2 separate regions of the Homo sapiens genome follow, and region 1 is linked to region 2. The links are chromatin contacts, found by Hi-C or POLR2A ChIA-PET in ENCODE. All regions are on one chromosome and are shown on one strand. Each heading gives the region's core, a stretch centred on a gene start or an enhancer-like site at or near the end of the contact. The rest is flanking DNA. Distances are from core to core; before and after follow the strand shown.

Region 1 (3,049 bases), core at 297-2,796, 36 kb before region 2:
GTTCTTCAAAACTGCCTGAGACAAGTAAAGACTAAGGATCAGGCCACTTTGAATAGTGGAGAAACAACAAGAAAAACACAGTAAAATTTCGTTTTTTAAAGAGGTGTTCCCAGAATTTATTATACAAAAATTCAATCCTATCAGCTCAAAGGGGTGGACTGTAGCGGGTGCTGTGTGCCCTGCCCACTCCTCCCCTCTTTAGGACTGAGACATCCATTTCCTGAGTTGCTGGGATTATGGACAGCTCACAGCTCTCAACTGAGTCACTGTCCAGCTGTTGCCCTGAGATGAATAGAGGCGTCTCTCCCAAGCTCACACTCCCTCCCTGTTAGAATCAGCTGAAGACTTTGTGGTGACTGTTTAACAGTTAAATTCCTCCATTTTCATGATTCTATTTTTTACAAAGTAAAATTTCAAACAATATAACCCTGCCAATATGCATGTATAGAACACACACACACACAGTGGAAAAAGAAGTTTTGGTAGGAAACACACCAGAGTGATAACCGTGGTTATCTCTAAAATGTGATTATAGAATTTTGTTTACCAAATTTTCTGTGGCAAGCACGTGCAACTGTTATAATAAGTGAACAACAACCCCATAGGCTGAAATGAGCTCATCAGCAACCGGGATAGACCATTTCCAGCCTGCTCACAGTTTCTGACTTCAAGCTCCTGCTGCTTCCTCCTCTGCTGGAAGACTTTCTCAAGCACTCAGAGAGCCTGCTCAGCCTGGAGGCACCAGGAAATACTGTGGAGTTGACAACCCCAGGGCCAGTCCTCAACTGATAGGGGCTAGGAATCAATAGTTAAGTGTCTCGCCTCCCATTCTCTGGTAGGGCACTTCTGATGTATACCACAAAGAATCTGAGAGTCCTAGCAGGATTCACCTTCAATTGCCCAGAGTAGGATGTCAGCACACTTTGCAGTGACTTTTCTCCCTTTTCTCCCTGGCTCACCTTTCCCAGCTCCTCAGATTCACTGAACCAAGTTAAGAGAATTTCTATAGCCGGTAACCCCTGGATTATCAAGCACTGATCTTTGTCTTTTATCTCTGTACCTCTACCATCCCCTAGCAAAGAGCTTTGCCCGCATTAGACATGCTATTAAATGCCTGTAGAATTCAATTAGATTTTAGTTTGCCATAGCTATAATGGAAACCTGAATGCTCTCTTAAATGAGGCAGACCAGCATAGATTCAAAACCAGGCCCCTGAATTACTATTTGCACCACAAGCAGAGTGTGCACCTTAAAAGGCATTGCGTAGTGATCTACTTTATAACTTACCATGATACCCAGGAGTACAGATGGTCAAAGTCAGTGTTACAAGTTTACAAATCAGTTCAAGTGGGCACCATTTTAGTGCTGGTAGATGGCACACATTAAGAGACACTTTGCTTCACTTGCCCATTCCCTCTAGAATACTCATATCCTTTGCCACCAGCATTATCTCCACAATGGTTAGTCAACCTCAGAGAGTATGTAGTGGCTCATTAACATTCTCTCAATATGAGCTGTCTATGAGCTATCGTTTCCACAATTTCCTGGTACAAAGAGAATTTATGTTCATAATGATGAAGCTGAAGCTCTGATTGCATGATCCCCAAGGTACTTTGTGCTTTTATCAAAGAAAAATTGTTTGTTCATTGTAGTGTCTATCTGTGGACAAATACCTTTCAGTTAAACAGAATATTTTTAGTAACAGTGAACCCCAAATGTGTCACACAGTCTGAAATACCTAGGACTTTATCTCTGATGTTACTAAAGACATCAACTACCACACCTGGCACTGGTAGCAGCACCATCCCTTTGCCCCATGCCTAGTGTGTAGCTCAAGTCTTTGGGCTTGACATCCTGAACCCAAGGAAAGAGGCTGAGTGGAGGAGAGTGGAGTTCATCATAGCTTAGACTGTAAAGTCAGACACAAGTCTGAAACGTTGGTTTTCACATTTCAACTAGCTCATTACAGCCTAGTAGGTACCGGACCAATAAAAATAAGGATGATTTCCACAGCCTTTTTAAATACTCAGAAAAGAGTCTTAAGCACTTGATGGGACTTAAAAATCCCAGAAAGTGATTCTCATCCCTCACAGAATATGAAGTATGGCTTTAATTTAGGACTGGTCCCACCAAAGTTAAAAATCAGCAAAGTTCTCCTCTCTTCTGGTGCTGTCAGTTTCCCCACTCAGCCACCTTTTCAATTTTCTCTAAAGTGTTCAGGACCCAAACAAGGCAAAAAATATAAATATAGGATTCTGTTCCACAAACCCTTGCTTCATCTCCCACCTAATGGGTTCATATATCTTTGGACGTATGTTCTGGTTTCTCTTCCTTCCTCTTCCTCCTCCCGCCTCTACCTTCTCTTAGTATTACTCTCTGTCTCTACTCCTAGGATATAGATGCAAAAGAAAAGAGATTTAAGGTGATTGTTTTTTTGAGAGAGAATCTTGCTCTGTCACCCACACTGGAGTACGGTGGCACAAAACACAGCTCACTTCAGCCTTGACCTCCTAGTCTCAAACAATCCTCCCACCTCAGCCTCCCAAGTAAGTAGATGGGACCATAAACATAAGCCACCACATCTGACCTTTTTTTTTTTTTTTTTTTTTTGGGAGACAGGTATTGCCATGTTGCCCAGGCTGATCTCAAATCACTGGGTTCCAAAGTGCTGGGATTACAGATGTGAGCCACTGTGCCTCTCCAAGGTGGGTTTTTGTGTGTGTGTGTGTGTTTTTAACTTACACTTAATGATGAACCTACTTATTATGTGCTAGGCACCATTTAAGATATTTTCATATGTAATGCCTTAGTGTCTCTATTTACTTTGAAATTCATTTCTCCTTCCTACAAACTTTGTGCTATTTTCTCTAACCAAAATTATTAAGAGGAAGGTAGTCAACTAGTAAGATTCCCCTGTACAAGTAGCTGGTTTTAAGTCAAATGCAAAAGCAGGTCTGAACTCAAAAGAATGACAAATGTATACAAGTACAACATCCTTCATTAGGGACAAGAAATAGTTAAGAGAAAAGTACGACTGTAGATACAATTT
Region 2 (2,950 bases), core at 43-2,542:
CTGCTCCTGTGCCCGGACAAGCTTAGAAATGCCCAAGGTGTCTGTATCCAGTTCTGACAAACCAGCCGGAAGAGCCCCAAGTACTACAAGTAAAGAATAGGGGGAAATAGACGCCACAGAGTTCAGGATATGTCTCTCTCCTACTCCATCCCCTCCCCTTCTTAATCCACAAACCGAAGATGAAAATGAGTAAGGAGAGTGAAGAGAATAAAAGGACAACCACAGTGAACCTAGGAAAAGACAGAAAGGCCACGTCCATTCAGTGATAGAAAAAGTTCTGCTGAAACACCTGAACACTCCACCCATTTCCAGGTGTCACTGAAATGACAGAGACTTTGCCTAGAGAGGGAAAGAAATTGTTCCCACATCTCTTTCACTGTGGAAAGATAAGTCACAATGTGTGATACTTGGTGTTACAGTTCAGGACTGCCAGGCCACTCTGGAATGAGGTCTAATGGTATCAGTCAAGCAGCTATTGAGTAAATATTCCTGATGTCTGCTTCCTTGCAAGACATTTTAAATAAAAATACAAATTATTTTCTTGTTGCAAACAAAGCATGGCAAATCAAACCACCCAAATGTTTTTTTCTATGCTAATATGGTCATAACCATGTTTTAGAAGAAAAACTAGCAAGTACCCATCATGATTGGGTTTCAACAATAAAAAGATTCAGAGATATATTTTGCTTTGCTTTTTATAACGCTCATTTAATGGTTCTTTGTCAACTTTTGAAGCTTGAATGAGACAGTAGTCCTTGGAGGGAAGATGTGCAGAGTATTTATTTGGCACCCATTGTATAAATAGTCCTATACAGTAATTCCCCCTTATCCTTGGACAGTACCTTCCAAAACCCTCAGTGGATGCCCAAAACCTTACATAGTACCAAACTGTATAGGTTCTATGCTTTTCCTGTACATACATACCTATGATAATAGTTTAATTTTAGGTACGGCATAAGAGATTAATAACAATAACCAATAACAAAATAAAACAATTATAACAATATGCCAGAATCACTCCTCTTGTACTTTGGAGCCATTAATAAAATAAGGATTACTTGAACACAAGCACTGCATTCTCCCAACAGTTGATCTTATCAAGATGGCTACTAAGTGACTAAGGGGGAGGTAGTATATAGAAGTAACTAGACAAAGGGATGATTCACATCCTGGGGGGAAGGGAGTGGAATTGTAAGACATTTCATCATGCTACTCAGACAGGTGCACAACTTACAACTTATGAATTGTTTCTTTCTGGAACTTTCCATTTAATATTTTCAGACTGTGGTTGACTGCAAGTAGCTAAAACCATGGAAAGGGTAAACCACTGTGCTAAGTGTTCGACCTCTGTTACATCATTTAATCTTCACAACTAGCCTCCAAATAAATGATTATTGTGACTCACCTTTTAGAGCTGAAGAAGCAGGGCTCAGAAGGACTGAATAATATGCCTAAAGACACAGAGCTAGTAAGTACCATCTGTGAGGTTTAAATGTTCTCTACTGCTTCTAAGTGTATCTTGGGAAAAACTGGTCTCCTGTGAGTGTCCTCCAGCAAACCTACCAGCTAGCAACTATCTGTCATGTCTATTATTAAAAATGAAATATATTTGCTAATTTTTGGCAGAATTTGATTGATTACTTATATATAACCAGATGGGAATCATTAAGACCAGGATAATTTTTCCATTAGTTCTGGTAAGACATTATTTGGAAGAAAGCAGGAGAGGAGCAAGTAGATCTGGAGTGGGAGGAGTGAAGAATCCAGTTACACCCATCCCCTTCATAAAATACATCATTTCAAGATTATTTTCAAAGCTGATTTTCTTGTCAGTGTGGATGAGGTTTAAAGTTTGGCTTAGACTGAGACTTGGAGGCAAGTAATTTAGAAAGTAGAGTTGAAAAGACTGTTGAGCTGAAAAAGCAATATAAATTATAGCTAGTACTTACAGTCCTACCTGGCTGCTTTTGACATATTTATAATTTTCCTCAGCTATTCTACAAGACAGTTATTACCCAGAACTTACAAATGAAGAAACTGAGGTTTATAAAGTTCAGATAACATTTCCAGGGTCACACATCCAGAGAGTAAGACAGTCATGCCAATCTGATATCTAAAGACTTTTTCCTTCAGATATATTAGAGGGTCTCTCACAACATCTTTGCTCAGTTCTGAAACAATGAACAACTTTAAGCCAATGGCCTCTCTTTTCCTCACTTTGTTCATTTATAAAATAAAGGTAGTGCACTAAGTAATTTTTCAGTTTCCTCTCTGCTTCAAATCTTCATGACACCATATGAATTCCGCAAAGACCACACTATCAAATATACCATGCAACAGTGGCTCCCTAAGATTTATAGAAGACTTTGAAATCCTAAACCACGAAACCCCATTTAAAATTCCTTTGATTAAACACTGTTAGCAATCACCCTTAATGGGCAATTACAAAAACTGAATCTGGAGGGCAACAAATTGTCATGGCCCTTTCTAAGTTTGGGTGTAGTAAACAAAAAAAAAAACAGATGTTCCTCAAAGAATCTAAGTACAGTCATGTAATCACAGAGTAATCTTTGAGGGTGGTACCTGCAGAGAACTATAGCTGTCACAGTTCTGATACTATCTTAGCTATGCTTTGGGTTAAGTTTTCCTTTCGATGATACTTCTTCCTTATGTAGACATGAGTATCTGAAAGCCGAAACAATACAGCTGGGATTCTCAACAAAATTCCAGGTTCCAATAATCTAGTCCATGATTATTTGGACTAGATACCATGTTAGTGGTTTTGGTTTTAAAAGAGGCAAAATAGTTTTGCTGTAAGCATGAAATATTTCTAGGAATATAAATAGTCAAACAGAAGTTTAAGTCAAACAGGTTTCAGTCCTACTCCACCACAAACAGGATATGTGACAGTGAGTTAGATAGAGAGCCTACTGACCCCACAGGAGCCTCA

Evidence for each region. A loop is a pair of places that touch in the nucleus more often than their neighbours do. ChIA-PET counts read pairs that join two places held with the same protein, here RNA polymerase II (POLR2A). Pooled maps may share reads with other maps.
Region 1: a map of mammary epithelial cell shows a loop between it and region 2 (3-fold over the local background). The contact joins two enhancer-like sites. A Hi-C loop is called at or near these places in 2 of 168 maps with a recorded cell type or tissue (PC-3 and mammary epithelial cell) and 9 of 50 pooled maps. POLR2A ChIA-PET finds 5 or more read pairs at or near these places in 2 of 52 experiments (AG04449 and HEK293).

What each region holds. Positions count from the first base shown.
Region 1 is chr2:40,031,573-40,034,621 of GRCh38, reverse strand. All of the region lies in intron 2 of SLC8A1-AS1 (SLC8A1 antisense RNA 1), which reads right to left. Among named protein-coding and RNA genes, the nearest start is that of SLC8A1-AS1, 120 kb to the right of the region's middle. Within about 2 kb of position 1,546, at least 3 of the 41 ENCODE cell types and tissues checked have a DNase peak (open chromatin) inside an H3K27ac peak, as active enhancers do; they include PC-3 and mammary epithelial cell, where a contact is called at or near this core.
Region 2 is chr2:39,995,178-39,998,127 of GRCh38, reverse strand. All of the region lies in intron 2 of SLC8A1-AS1 (SLC8A1 antisense RNA 1), which reads right to left. Among named protein-coding and RNA genes, the nearest start is that of SLC8A1-AS1, 79 kb to the right of the region's middle. Within about 2 kb of position 1,292, at least 2 of the 41 ENCODE cell types and tissues checked have a DNase peak (open chromatin) inside an H3K27ac peak, as active enhancers do; they include PC-3 and mammary epithelial cell, where a contact is called at or near this core.